2 separate regions of the Homo sapiens genome follow, and region 2 is linked to region 1. The links are chromatin contacts, found by Hi-C or POLR2A ChIA-PET in ENCODE. All regions are on one chromosome and are shown on one strand. The core of a region is the stretch at or near the end of the contact, and the rest is flanking DNA. Distances in the headings are between cores, read along the strand shown. Region 1 has its middle 17 kb from the start of LINC02175. Region 2 holds the start of XPO6 (exportin 6).

Region 1 (7,617 bases), core at 1,855-4,354:
CTGCAGTGCTGACCTCCCCAAACCCAAGTGATCCTCCTGCCTCAGCCTCCCTAGTAGCTGGGACTACAGGCATGCACCACCACGTTCTGCTAATTTTTAAACTTTTTGTAGAGTTGGGGCCTGTCTCTGTTGCCTAGGCCAGTCTAGAACTCCTGGGCTCAAGTGACACTCCTGCCTCGGTCTCTCAAAGTGCTGGGATTACAGGCACGGGCCACCATGCCCAACCTTGCTCAAGTCTTTATAGGCCAAGGTTAAGGCCTAGTTGAGAAGAGGGGTCAGAGGAGCTGGCTAGAGTTTGGTCAAGGAGACAGTCTTTGCCATTGGAAAGTCATTTGCTCCTTTTTGAGTTGTGTGAATATAGGATTTGTTCATCCATTCACCTTTTGATGAACATTTGGGTTGTGTCCAGTTTTGGACCAGTGTAAATTGGCTGCAATGAACATTCTTAATTTATTTCTCTTAGATAAATGTTTAGGAGTGGAAGTGCTTAGTCATAGGGTGGGGACATATGTAACTACCACACTAATATCCAAAGTGATTTATCAGTTGACACTTCCCACCAGCTACATAGCAGAACTTGCAGTTTCTCCATATCCTTGTTAACGTTCTGTATTGTCCGTGGGTGTGAAATAGCATCTCATGGTTTTAAGTCATATTTCCCTGGCGACTAATAAGCGCTTTTTCATGTACTTATTGGCCATTCCCATGTCATCTTTTGTGAACTGTCTGTTTTGCACATTTTTGTTGGTGATACTGTTGTTTTATATTTGTTGGAGTGTATTATATATTCTGGATAGGAATTTTTTTTTTTTTTGAGATGGAGTCCCACTCTGTCACCCAGGCTGGAGTGCAGTGGTGCAATCTCGGCTCACTACAACCTCAGCCTCCCAGGCTCAAGCAATTCTCCTGCCTCAGCCTCCCAAGTAGTTGGGACTATAGGCATGCACCATCACACTCGGCTAATTTTTCTATTTTTAGTAGAGACGGGGTTTCACTATGTTGGCCAGGCTGGTCTTGAACTCCTGACCTCAGGCGATCCTCCCACCTCGGCCTCCCAAAGTGCTGGGATTACAGGCATGAGCCACTGCGCCCAGCCTGGAATATTTTTATCAGATATATATATGTTGTAAATACACACACACACACATATATACATGAAACATATATATATATGAAAATGTAAAATACCATTTGCAATAGCATCAGGCCAGGCACGGTGGCTCATACCTGTAATCCCAGCACTTTGGGAGGCCAAGGTGGGAGGATCCCTTGAGCCCAGGACTTTGAGCAACATAGGCAACATAGTGAGACCTTGTCTCTACAAGAAAGTGAACCAAATTAGCTGGGTATGGTGGCGAGTACCTGTAGTCACAGCTACTTGGGAGGCTGAGGTGAGAGGATAGCTTGAGACTGGGAGGGTTGAAGCTGCAGTGATCTGTGATCATACCACTGCACTCCAGCCTGGGTGACAGAGAGATCCTGTCCCAAAAAAAGAAAAAAGGAAAAACAGCATAAAAACAGTAGCATCAAAAATCATTAGAATAACTCTAATGAAAGACATGAAAACACCTTTACCAGAAAAGTATTGTGAGAGAATACTTTTACTCTCTCACTAAAATATTGGTGAGAGAAATTAATAAATACTTAAATAAGGAAGAGGTTACTTTGTTCATATATTAGAAGACCTGATATTAAGATGTCTGTTCTCCCCAAATTGATCTATGGAGTCAATGCAATCCCAGTTAAAATCCTATTTGTTTTTTTTTTTGAAGAAACTAACAAGTTGATTCTAAAATTTATATGGAAATGCAAAATATCTAGAATAGCAAAAAAAAAAAAAAAAGAGCAAAGTTGGAGAACTTAAACTGCTAATTTTTTATACCACTTAATTTTAAGACTTACTATAAAGCTACACTAATCAAAACATTGGTCTTGACATCACAATAGACAAATATATCAGTGAAACTGAGTCCAGAAATAGACCTGCATACGTACTGTCAGTTGATTTTTGCCCAGAGCGAGTAAGTCAATTTTCTGGTGGAAGGAAGGAAAGTCATTTAATTTCTTTTTTTTTTTTTTAAGAGAGGGTCTTCCTCTGTCGCCCAAGATGGAATGCAGTGGTATGATCATGGCTCACTGCAGCCCCAGCCTCCTGAGCTCAAGTGATCCTCCCACCTCAGCCTCCCAAGTAGCTGGGAATGCAGGTGTGTACTTCCATGTCCAGCTAATGTTTTGTTGTTTTTTGTTTGTAGAGACAGGGTCTCACTGTGTTGCCCAGGTTGGTCTCGAACTCCTGGGCTCAAGCAGTACTCACACCTCAGCCTCCCAAAGTATTGGGATTGTAGGTGTGAGCCACTGCCCAGCCAGGAAATTATTTTTAATGAATAATTCTAGATCAACTGGATATTCACATGAGGAAAGAAATTAACCTTCACCCCATCTCATGCCATACACACAAATTAGTTGGTAATTGTTCATAAACCTAAACATAAAAGCTAGAATCGTAAATCTTACACATGAAAACATGGGAGAATATCTTTGCAACCATGGGGTGGGCAGATATTTTGTGAGTAGAACACAAAATGCACTTACTACAAAGGAAAAATAAATACATTAAGAAAATGTACAGGCAAACCATATAATATTTGCAATACGTGGTAAGGGTTTTATTCTTTTCCCAAAGTACTTTGGTATTACTCAGGTCTGTGGCATCTTGCATGATATTCTGTATTTACTGGCTTTTTGTTGAGTTAGATACAGAACATTGATCCAAGAGAATTTTCTGATTGGGTTTCCCCATTTCTTTTACCTTCGTGTGAATGTTGCTCCCTTTGCCATTTATGCTTTGCCCAATATTCAGTGACTGCTTACAACAGAGACAGATTTTAGATCATATTATTCTTTGTAAAGTAAAGAGACATTAGATGAAAGCAAAAGGCAACACGGGCAGTCTCCTCTGGAAGGGAATTGCAGCCTATATGAGTCTTCCTGGTTATTGAGGATTGAGGCTCAGCTTTTTAGGTGACTCAGCATTTAAGTCCTGGCACATTAACTATATACTAGCCACAGACCTGAAAGGAGGAAGGGAGACGAAGCCTAGCTCTGTTTCAGTACAGCGTCTTTTGCCCTTAAGACTGCTTCCTGGCCAGGCGTGGTGACTCATGCCTGTAATCCCAGCACTTTGAGAGGCTGAGGCGGGCGGATCACTTGAGGTCGGGAGTTCGTGACCAGCCTGGGCAACACGGTGAAACCCCGTCTTTACTAAAAATACAAAAATTAGCCGGGCATGGTGGTGGGTGCCTGTAATCCCAGCTACTATTTAAGTCCTGGCACATTAGCTGTATACTAGCAACAGCCCTGAAAGGAGGAAGGGAGACGAAGCCTAGCTCTGTTTCAGTACAGCGTCTTTTGCCCTTAAGACTTTGCTTCCTGGCCAGGCGTGGTGACTCATGCCTGTAATCCCAGCACTTTGGGAGGCTGAGGCGGGCGGATCACTTGAGGCCAGGAGTTTGTGACCAGCCTGGGCAACACGGTGAAAACCCGTCTCTACTAAAAGTACAAAAATTAGCCGGGCATGGTGGTGGGTGCCTGTAATCCCAGCTACTCGGGAGGCTGAGGCACGAGCATCAGTTGAACCCCGGAGATGGAGGTTGCAGTGAGCCAAGATCATGCCACTGCACTCCAGCCTGGGCGACAGAATGAGAGTCTGTCTCAAAAAAAAAAAAAAAAAAAAAAGATTTTGCTTCCTGCCTTCCGTTTATAAACCAATAATAAAACCAACAGGAAATAGAAACTAAAAATGAAACTAAAAGGTATAAAAGAACAATAGAATTAAAGTTGGAGGTAGTGCCATATCTTACAGACCACAAGCAGCATGCAGTTGAAATTCTAAATCTGAGATTTTAATGCTGAACATAGTTGAATTTTGCAATCTCAAATACATGTACAGTGATGCCTTCGGGTAACAGCTGCCCGCATATATGGTGGTGGCGGTCCCACGGGAATTTTTCAGCTCTATTATCTTATCACCTAGTGACGTAGCTGTCCTAATGTCTTAGCACGGTACATCACTCATGAGCTTATGTGGATGCTGGTGTAAACAAACCTACCGTGCAGCCTGTCCTATAAAAGTGTAACACATACAATTATGTACAATACATGAAACTTGATCATGATAAAAAACTGTGTTAACGGTTTATGTATTTACTATGCTGTACTTTTTATTGTTATTTTAGAATAACAACTTGCTGACTCACCCAGAGCAACTACTTATTAACAAAAAGTTAACTGTAAAAGCCCTCAGGCAGGTCCTTCAGGAAATATTCCAGAAGAAGAAATCATTATCTTGGGAGATGTCAGCTCCATTCATGTTATTGCCCCTGGAGACCTTCCAGGGGAACAAGATGTAGAGGTGGTGGAGAGTGATATTGATGGTGCTGACTCTGTGTAGGCCTAGGATAATGTATGTGATTGTGTCTTAGTTTTTTTTTTCTTTTTTTTTTCTTTTTTTGAGACAGAGTCTGGAGTGTAGTGGCACGATCTTAGTTCACTGCAACCTCCACCTTCCAGGTTCAAGCGATTCTTCTGCCTCAGCCTCCTGAGTAGCTGGGATTACAGGCATGTGCCACCATGCCTGGCTAATTTTTTGTGTTTTTAGAAGAGACGGGGTTTCACCATGTTGTCCAGGAAGGTCTCGAACTCCTGACCTTGTGATCTGCCCACCTCAGCCTCCCAAAGTCCTGAGATTACAGGCGTGAGCCACTGTGCCTGGCTAGCATACACTGCTTTTAAAGTTTACACAGTGTAATGTCCTGCGTCTTCACACTCACTCACCCCTCACTCACTGACTCACCCAGGGCAACTTCCAGCCCTGTAAACTCCATTCAGTGCAGGTGTCCTATAGAGGTGGATCATTTTTAGCCTTTTATACTGTATTTGTAGTGTACTTTTTCTATGTTTAGCTGTGTTTAGATACACAAATACTTAACATTGTGTTACAGTTGCCTTCATTATTCAATACAGTAATGTGCTGTAGAGATTTGTAGCCCAGGAGCAATAGGCTATACCATGTAGCCTGGGTGTGTAGTGGGCTGTACCATCTAGGTTTCCGTAAGTGCTCTCTGTGCTGTCTGTACAACGAAATCACCTAAGAATGCATTTCTCAGAATGCATCCCCATTGTTAAGCAACACATGACTTTATGCGCACAAACAGATACACACACGTACACATACGCATATCATTTAAACAACTCAAGTGTTATGAGGGATAAAACAAATGTTCAGGGGTAGGAACATCTAAATCCAGGTGGGTATGTTTCAAAACCCACATTATGGCTCACGTCTCTAATCCCAGCACTTTGGGAAGCGGCAGTGGATGGATTCAACACCAGCCTGGGCAACAAGATGAAACCCCATCTCTACAAAAAATACAAAAATTAGCTGGGTGTGGTGGTGTGTGCCTGTAGTCCCAGCTACTTGGGAGGCTGAGGTGGGAGAGACACCTGAGCCCAGGGAGGTTGAGGGTGCAGTGAGCTGTGATCACACCACTGCACTCTAGCCTGGGCAACACAGTGAGATCCTGTCTCAAAAAAAAAAAAAAAAAAGAAAAGAAAAGAAAAGAAAAGAAAAAAAAGGAAGGAAAACATACATTAAACCTTCAGTTACCTAGTTAATAGAATTAAGTTCCGCAGCTGAGGAAACTGCCTCAACCTAGATCTATAAAGCTGAGTCTGCCTTGTAGGGTCCTACGAGGTTTGTGTGTGTTCATATTTGTCAAGCATTTGGAATAATGCCTGGCACATAGTAAGCACACGGTGTCACTTAAAGAAGTAAATGAGGCTCCAGCTTGATCCTTATAAGCTGGGTGAATGGGGAGGCCCCGTCTCATTCCCTGAAGCCTCAGATGAGGAAATGGCTATTGGAGGGGATTTCACACCTTTCAGAAGGACCCATTGTTCCAATTGAGCTCTTGGAGATAGGACTCAGTCAGTAAATGCTTCTTGAATGAGTAGGTGGTTGGACCAGATCAGTGTTTCCCGTGGGAGGAATGTGAGATGGTTTTGGGTGGTACACAGATGTTTTACATGTTAATAGATATTTATTACAGCATTGTGCTAGCAGAAAATATTGGGCAGCACATTTGACCTGAGTGTTTTTTAAAAAGTGAGTGATTTAAAAACACAGTAACTTGAACAGGCAGCATGTGAATGTCATGGAAACTGAAAGCATTTGTGGATTGAAAGAAGAGTGGGAAAATCTCTGAGGTCTTTCCACATCTGAGACGTTTGGTTCTTTGAATCCGGGCTTTAAATATGAAATCAGGATATAAAAATAGAAGTGATATTCTCTGGGTTTTGTGAGCAGAGATGTGTAATGGAAATTGACAGGCAGAACTGGATGTGCAGCCTCGTGGAAGGTGCAGAGATAACAGTGTATTAACACTTTGGTGTCTGCTGTGGGCAGCCTTGCGTGTGTATACATCATTTAACAAAATTGGGAACATCCTATACATACAAACAATAATCGGGTTGGTTCACCTGATACTGTAACTCTGTGTTCAGTTTTAGATGGGATCATTTGGTCATTGTATATGTGTGTGTTTCAGGCTTTTTGTACCTGTCGTCGCAGTGCCTTGCAGTATGACTGTGCCAGTTTAAGCTTCGGGCAGCTCAAGCACCCTCTTCCTCGTCTTGGCCAATGCCAAGTTAGATTAAACAATACTTTTGTTGACAATTTGATAGGAGAAATATAACTCTCTGTTTTTACTTTCATTTCGGGTTTTTTACATTATTGATAAGGCTGAGCTTTTGGTGTGTTCATTGATCTGTTGTGTTTCTTTTGTGAACTGCCCCCAAGTTTGCCTTTTGTCTTAATTTTTTCCTCTGGGATTTTAGGGTTTTTTATTTATTTGTTTTTAAGAGTCCTTCATAATGTAAAGATGTTAGTATTTTGTGACATGTTAGTTATTTCTCCTAGTTTATTTTAGAGACCGTCTCGCTCTGTCACCCAGGCTGGGGTGCAGTGGCGCAATCCTAGCTCATTATAATCTTGAGCTCCTGGGCTCAAACAATCCTCCCACCTCAGCCTGCCAAGTAGATATGACTACAGGCATGCACTACCGTGCCTGGCTAATATTTATTTATTTATTTATTTATTTATTTATTTATTTATTTATTATTTTTTGGTAGCAATAGAGTCTTGCTATGTTGCCCTAGTTGGTCTGAAACTCCTAGGCTCAAGCAGTCCTCCTGCCTCAGTCTCCCAAAGTGCTGGGATTACAGGCATGAGCCACCATGCCTAGCCTGTGTTTCCTAGTTTAATACTTGCTTTTCATGTTTGCTTGTGATATTCACACTTACTGTATTTCTTGTTGTAAAGGTAAATATTTGATTCATTCTGTGACACACCTGCTCTTCCATTTAATTTGTTTAAGGCTAATGAACCATTTATCTTCTTATAAACTTTATTTATTTATTTATTCATTCATTTATTTATTATTTTTTAGATGGAGTCTCACTCCCGTTGCGCAGGCTGGAGTGCAGTGGCACGATCTCGGCTCTCTGCAACCTCCACCTCCCAGGTTCAAGCGATTCTCCTTCCTCAGCCTCCCGAGTAGC
Region 2 (7,617 bases), core at 2,021-4,520, 3.2 Mb after region 1:
TGCCAATTAAAATGAAACCTCAATACAAGGGTGCTGGGCTAGCTCAGTCAATAACAAAATTCTGTCCAAGGGTCCTAAAGCAATGCTGTAAGTTTCCCAAGGGGAGGAATGTGTGTCTTGTTCATCTGTACATGCCCTAGGCCCTGGTATATGGTGGTGGCTACTGAAAATTCACTTGTAAGATTTGTACACCCATATTCACAGCAGTATTATTCACAATAGCCAAAGGGTGGAAGCAACCCAGGTATCCACCGAAGGATGAAAGGATATATGAAATGCAGCACATACTCACAATGGAATTCAGCTTTCAAAAGGAAGGAAGCTCTGACACACGCCACCACACGGATGAAGCTTGAGAACACTGTGCCATGTGAAATAAGGCAGTCACAACAGGCCAAATACTTCATGACTCCACTTACATGAGCTACCTAAAGTAGTCAAATTCATAGAAATAGAAACTAAAGTAGGGCAGGGGAGAGACTGAAAAAAGACGGGTACAGGTTGTTTTGGGAAAAAACCTTTGGAGATATATGGTGGTGATCGTTGCACAACAATGTGAATGTTCTTAATTTCACTAAACTGTACACTTAAAAATGGTTAAAATGGCTAATTTTAATTATGTATATTTTACTACAATTAAAAAACAAAACTTAAGTATATTGAGGCCGGGCGCGATGGCTCATGCATGTAATCTCAGCACTTTGGGAGGCCGAGGCGGGTGGATCACCTGAGGTCAGGAATTCAAGACCAGCCTGACCAACATGGTGAAACCCCATCTCTACTAAAAATACAAAATTTAGCCGGGCATGGTGGCGCATGCCTATAATCCCAGCTACTCGGGAGGCTGAGGCAGGAGAATCACTTGAACCCGGGAGGCAGAAGTTGCCGTGAGCTGAGACTGCACCACTGCACTCCAGCCTGGGCAACAACAGCTGAACTCCATCTCAAAAAAAAAAAAAAAAAAAGCATTACTGAAAGAATAAATGAAGGAAGGAATGAGTGCTACTTTCATTAGCCACTAAATGTTATACCTCATACCTCTAGATTACTCTTTAGAGAAATCCTATCCCCAAATTTCATAGTTGAGGAAATTGGAACTGAGAGCTTAACTGATTTGCCACAATTCATACTGTGTAATATATATGTTAAAATACATAGACTCAGCTGTGCACGGTGGCTCACGCCTGTAATCCCAGCACTTTGGGAGGCTGAGGAGGACGGATCACTTGAGCTCAGGTTCAAGACCAGCCTGGGGAACGTGGTGAGACCTCATCTCCACAAAAAATTAGCCAGGCATGGTGGCACTTGCCTGCAGCCCCAGCTACTTGGGAGGCTAAGGTGGGAGGACTGCTTGAGCCCAGGAGGTCGAGGCTGCAGTGAGCCATGAACGTGCCACTGCACTCCAGCCTAGGAAACAAAGCAAGACCCTGTCTCAAAACAAATAAAAATAAAACACATACACTATACGTATAGCATATACTGTACGGTGCTGCTCAGCATTAATGGTGTACTTTACCCAGCTGGTTGTAAGCTCCATATCTCAGGACCTACACACTACCCACAGGCCCCTTGAATGTTTCGAAAATTCCACAGGCCTTAAGGTCTGTATCACAAAAGATGCAGCTATGTCCCTTTCTCTATTATACCACTAACTTGGCAGGGGTAAAATGGGTGAAACTGAGGAGAACAGCTCCACTCCTCGAGGTGCTCAACCACAGGCTAGGTGATCCAGTACTTACCAAGGGCTTACTATGTGCCAGGAGCTGGAGCAGATAAGGGTTCAAACAATTTGGTCTTTGAAGGAGCTGTGTATACCGCAATAGACAGATAAGGCTCAGAAATAATTACAAGAGCAAAAAGGCAAATGCTTAACAAAGAGATGTGGGTACACACATTTAGGGGAGTATTGAAAGTATCGGTCTAGAAAACGTGGAGATGTGGATACACAAAGAGATGTGAGTACACACATTTAGGGGAGTATTGAAAGTATCGGTCTAGAAAACGTGGAAGGTAGCTTCAGCAGAGATCAGAGCATGTAGAATAGCAGCCTCAGTGTCAAAAGATCACGACCATTCCTGACTTTGCCATCACCTGTGCAAGTGACCTCTGTAAATCGCTCTGTTTCCTCATATATAAACCTACAGCTAGATGAGATGTTTCTCCTACAATCACCCAGCTCTCTAAGTGTATTAGAGATGCCTAGGTTCAAAGTCAGATGCCTAGGTTCAAATCTTAACACTGTTAAAAAGTCGCTTGACCTTGAGCTGGGGAATTAATTGCTCCGTGCCTCAGTCTCCCCACTTCCGAACAGAGGGCTGGTGTGATCATTAAATACTACTGCACTGTCAATCACTTCGCGCAGGGCCTTGGCAAGTAGTAAGCCCTCAATAAACGATAGTTATTATCCGGAGGAGCTGCAGGAGGCAAACACCAGATGCAAGGGTTGTGCCTGCTGCGCTCCCAGGGCCCTCCCAGGCCTGAGCCATCATCCCTGGGGGGATGGGAGCGCAGGGCCGGGGCTGCACACTCTGCACGCATGTGTCACCGGCCAGGCTCCGCACGCGCCTCTCCCCGCCATGGGGAGAGCAGCGATGGCTCAGCAGCCCCGGGGCCCATTCCCACCCTTCCGGTAGGGCACCCCAGGAGGGAAGGGGGCTCCAATTCCACTTACCATGCTGGCCGGGGAGGGGGCGGCTCAGATGAGCTGGTTCTTGGGCTTCGGACACGTCCCGCTCGCACAGTTCAGGTCATGGTCCCGGCAGACTCGGGAAGTCCCCCACCCATGCAAAGACAACCCCTTCCCCACCGGGCCCCGAGGGGACCCTCTAAAAAGGGCAGGGCCGCCCGGGTCGCCTCATCGGGGGACCCCGAGACAATTCATCCAGACCCACCCGCCCCTCCCCAAGGAAACTGAAAAAGCAGGAAATGAGGCTCGGATGCCGGCGAGGAGGGCAGCTGCTCGGGACCCCCGCCCGGGCCCGACCCCCGCGGGGGAGGCTGCGGGCCCAGGCAGGGGCTCCCCGGCCTCCGCGGGCAGAGGTGGCGGCGGCCCCGGCCCCGAGGCTGAACGGGCGGAGGCTGACAGGCCTCGACCGCGCGGCCCAGGCGGCCGGCTCAGGGGAGAGGCCCGGGGGCCCGCGCTGTCCTCGCAGCCTCAACCCACACGGCCACTGCCGCCGCCCCCTAGAGCATCCTTGCGCGCGCCCGCCCTGGAGCCGCCCGCTAGTACCGCGCGGCCGCCCCCGACCAACAGCCCCAACGCGCCGGAAGTGGCGAGCGCCGGGCGGCCCCACAGCGCGGCCGCCGGGCTGCGGCGCTGGAACCGGACCAATCCGGAATCGAGCGGGGCGAGCGGGGGGAGCGGGCGGAGGGCGGAGGGCGGGGCTGCACCTGACGGCTCCCACTGGCCCCGCCTTCTTACCACGCCCTCTCTTGCCCCGCCCCCTGCGCCCACCGCCCGTGCGTCCACGCGGGCCGGCAGCCATCTTGGTAAAGGGAGCCCGGGCTGCCATTTTAGTAAAGGCGTGGTTTCCCTTTCGCTTTTTTCGCCCATTCATTCCGCTAAAATTTTAGTGAGTGCCTTTTACGGGCGGAGCATCGAGCTGGCAGCGTGACGACACGCGGCCCTATGGAGCTTACATTCATGCAGTCCACACACTCTTGCCCGACTATATTCCAGGCCCTGCTGTGGATGCTAGGACAGGGGAGATAAACGTAACTTCGATAGCCAAGGTGCTGAGAGAGGCAGAGAATGTGTTGGATTCCTGTTCCCATCCTCCAATCCACTTTACTCGTGAAAGTGCTCATCTTTATTTTGTTTTATTTTTGGGGACAGGTTCTTGCTCTGTTGCCCAGGCTGGAGTGCGGTAACACAATCATGGCTCACTGCAGCCTCAACCTCCTGGTGCGCCACCATGCCCAGCTAAATTTTTTTATTTTTTGCAGAGGTGAGGCCTCCTTTTGATGCTTGGGCTGGTCTGGAACTCCTGGGCTCAAGCAGCTTTCCTGCCTCAGCCTTCCAAAGTGCTGGGATTACAGGTATGAGTCATCCAGCCAGGCTGAAAGTGCTAATTTTAAGAAACAGTCAGGAAACTATCCCAAACAGCTGAGGTTGAGCCCGCGGGTGTGCCTACTACATAGATTGGAGCAAATCTATGTAACCCAATGGCCCTTGTCAACCTTAAATAACGAGATTGAGAAAATAGTATTTAAGTATAGGGTTTATTCAAGCCCGAAGCTTGAAGATGGCCCACCAGAAGTATAGTCCAATTAGTGGCAGTTACAAATGGGGTTTCCTTGTTTGTTTGTTTGTTTTTAAGACAGGGTCTTGCTCTGTCGCCCAGACTAGAGTGTAGTTTGTTGTTGTTGTTGTTTGAGACGGAGTCTCGCTTTGTCGCCCAGGCTGGAGTGCAATGGTGCAATCTCAGCTCACTGCAACTTCCGCCTCCCGGGTTCAAACGATTATCCTGCCTCAGCCTCTCGAGTAGCTGGGACTACAGGCACCCACCATGATGCCCGGCTATTTTTTTTATTTTTAGTAGAAACGGAGTTTCACCATAGTGGCCAGGCTGGTCTTGAACTCCCGACCTCAGGTGATCCGCCAGCCTCGGCCTCCCAAAGTGCTGGGATTACAGGCGTGAGCCCTCCCGCCTGGCTTCAAGTGGGTTTCTAAGGAAAAAAGAGGCATAACATAAGGTTGAATAGGAATGATGAGAAAGGGGGAAAAAATAACATAAGCTATTGCCTATACATTGTTCTTTGTATCACAAATTTCAGGAACCTGAAGGAAATGGGGGAGGCAGCTAGTCTGGAACAAAATATCTTTAAACAATTGTCCCCGAGCATGTGGAGGTGGGAGTGTGCCCGAACTCCCATACACAAGTCTCAGTGGACCTGACAAATTTTGCATACTTCACATAACTCAGACTTCCCTGAGCTATTTTTCTTTCCTGTCAAACCTCAGTGTGATCTGAATCAATTCACCCAGAAGGACTGTTAAAACAAAGATTACTCGCTCCACTCATAGACTTTCCCATCCAGTAGGTTTGAGATGGGGCTGAATAATTTGCATTTCTAACAAGCTCCCAAATGAAGCTGATGCTGCAGGTCTAGATACCACATTTGGAGAACCACTGATACAACACTTTACCACTGAAAGCAATAGCTTTCAGGGGTTTTTTAGTTTTTTGTTTGTTTGTTTGTTTGTTTGTTTTTGGAGAAAGGGTCTCACTCTGTTGCAGTGACATGATCATGGCTCACTGCAGCCTCAAACTCCCAGCCTCAAGCACTTTTTTTTTTTTTTTAATGAGACAGAGTTTCGGTCTTGTTGCCCAGGCTGGAGTGCAATGGCATGATCTCGGCTCACCGCAACGTCCGCCTCCTGGGTTCAAGCAATTCTCCTGCCTCAGCCTCCCAAGTAGCTGGGATTACAGGAGCCCACCACCGCACCCAACTAATTTTTTGTATTTTCAGTAGAGACGGGGTTTCACCATGTTGGTCAGGCTGGTCTCAAACTCCCGACCTCAGGTGATCCACCCGCCTCGTCCTCCCAAAGTGCTGAGATTACAGGCATGAGCCACCGCGCCAGGCCATCAAGCACTATTTTTTTTTCTCTTGAGAGGGAGTTTCGCTCTTGTTGCCCAGGCTGGAGTACAATGGTGCAATCTCGGCTCACTGCAACCTCTGCCTCCCAGGTTCAAGCAATTCTCCTGCCTCAGCCTCCCAAGTAGCTGGGATTACAGGCACCTGCCACCACACCCAGCTAAATTTATTTTTGTATTTTTAGTAGAGACGGGGTTTCGCCATGTTGGCCAGGATGGTCTCACCTCCTGACCTCAAGTGATGCGCCCACCTCGACCTCCCAAAGTTCTGGGATTACAGGCATGAGCCACCATGCCCAGCCTCAAGCACATTTATTTTATCAAATCTTTATTGTTGTCCACTAAGTGACAGTCACTATTTCAAGGATTCAATGCTGAGCAAAACAAATATATGTGTGCCCTTATGGAATTTAAAGACAAATTATTTGTAAAATATTGTACAATAATGGATCAGTTATTGTGATAAGAGCAATGAAGGAAAAATTGAAACTAACATGATATAACTTTAATATAGTTTACACGCTAATAAGGCCAAGGGATCTAAAATAATCTGGCAGATTAGGATGGGGAGGAAGTCAGGAAGTGACATTTCTTTAAGCTTTGGCCTTAAAGAAGCAGGAGTTTGCTAGGCAAAGAGAGGGGGCATAGAACATTCCAGGCAGTAGAAACAGCATGTACAAGAGAAGCCATCTCAGTAGGTAAGCTGATGAATCGGAATGGAGGCCAAGTCACTTACTTGGCTTAGTTTAGTAGGATGAGTGAAAGCTTTGGGTTGAGACTCATTTGGAGTGGAATCCAGCTCTTAACTTCACTAGCTAAGGTATCTTGAGTTATTGACTCTCGAAGTCTTGGTTTCCTTACTGTAAAATTGAATGAGATAACAGAAATGCAACTGACTCACTTAAGGGTATGCCTTTGGGTTACATAACTGGACTTCCAGAGATTCATTAGCTTTTGGCTGGGTGTGATGGGAGGCCTAGATCCATTCCTCTAGGATTTTCTTTTTTTTCTGTGTGTGGTTTTGTGTGTGTTTGTTTGTTTGTTTGTTTGTTTTGTTTTGTTTTATTTTTTTGAGACAGGGTCTCAGTCTGTTCTCCATGCTAGAGTGCAGTGGCGCAATCACAGCTCACTGCAGTCTCGACCTCCCAAGCTCAAGCAAGCCTCTCACCTTAAACTCCCAGTTAGCTGGGACTACAGGTGTGCGCCACTATGCCCAGCTGATTTTTTTTTTTTCAGCAAAGACAATGTCTCACTGTGTTGCCCAGGCTAGTCTCCAACTTCTGAGCTCAAGTGATCTGCCCACCCCGGCCTCCCAAAGTGCTGGGATTACAGGCATGAGCCACCACGCCCGGCCATTCCTCTAGGACTTCCTTGCTCTGCTCTTCTCCATTATCAGACTTGTTGTCAAGGTGGTTGCCAGGAACAGCCAGGGCCACAAAATTCCCTGTTCAAATCCAGCAAAAGAGAGCACCTTTTGGCCGGGCACAGTGGCTCACACCTGTAATCCCCAACACTTTGGGAGGCCAAGGTGGATGGATCGCTTGAGGTCAGCAGTTTGAGACCAGCCTGGCCAACTGGTGAAACCCCATCTCTACTTAAAAATACAAAAATGAGGCTGGGCATGGTGGCTCATGCCTGTAATCCCAGCACTTTGGGAGGCCGAGGTGGGTGGATCACCTAAGGTCGAGAGTTTGAGACCAGCCTAGCCAATATGGAGAAACCCCGTCTCTACTAAAAATACAAAAAATTAGCCAGGTGTGGTGGCGCATACCTGTAATCCTAGCTACTTGGGAAGCTGAGGCAGGAGAATCGCTTGAACCCGGGAGGCGGATGTTGTGGTGAGCCGAGATTGCACCATTGCACTCCAGCCTGGGCAACCAGAGCAAAACTCCATCTCAAAAAAAAAAAAAAAAAAAATTAGCTGGGCATGGTGGCAGGCGCCTGTAGTCCCAGCTACTCAGGAGGCTGAGGCAGGAGAATTGCTTGAACCCAGGAGGCAGAGGTTGCAGTGAGCCGA

What was found. Hi-C counts contacts between places; a loop is a spot of excess contacts on that map. ChIA-PET counts read pairs that join two places held with the same protein, here RNA polymerase II (POLR2A). Pooled maps may share reads with other maps.
Region 2: a loop to region 1 is called in a pooled map, with 2.2 times the contacts of the local background. The contact joins the promoter of XPO6 here to the enhancer-like site in region 1. A Hi-C loop is called at or near these places in 1 of 37 single-sample maps with no recorded cell type and 4 of 50 pooled maps. POLR2A ChIA-PET finds 5 or more read pairs at or near these places in 1 of 52 experiments (A673).

What each region holds. Positions count from the first base shown.
Region 1 is chr16:25,045,672-25,053,288 of GRCh38, forward strand. No RefSeq gene overlaps it. Among named protein-coding and RNA genes, the nearest start is that of LINC02175, 17 kb to the right of the region's middle. RefSeq lists a silencer at 3,857-4,151. Within about 2 kb of position 3,105, at least 41 of the 41 ENCODE cell types and tissues checked have a DNase peak (open chromatin) inside an H3K27ac peak, as active enhancers do; they include A673, where a contact is called at or near this core.
Region 2 is chr16:28,208,695-28,216,311 of GRCh38, forward strand. XPO6 (exportin 6) reads right to left here and starts at 3,271. Exons shown (of 24, transcript NM_015171.4): 1 at 2,672-3,271. The coding sequence starts at 2,674. RefSeq lists silencers at 214-508, 3,019-3,508 and an enhancer at 2,391-3,389.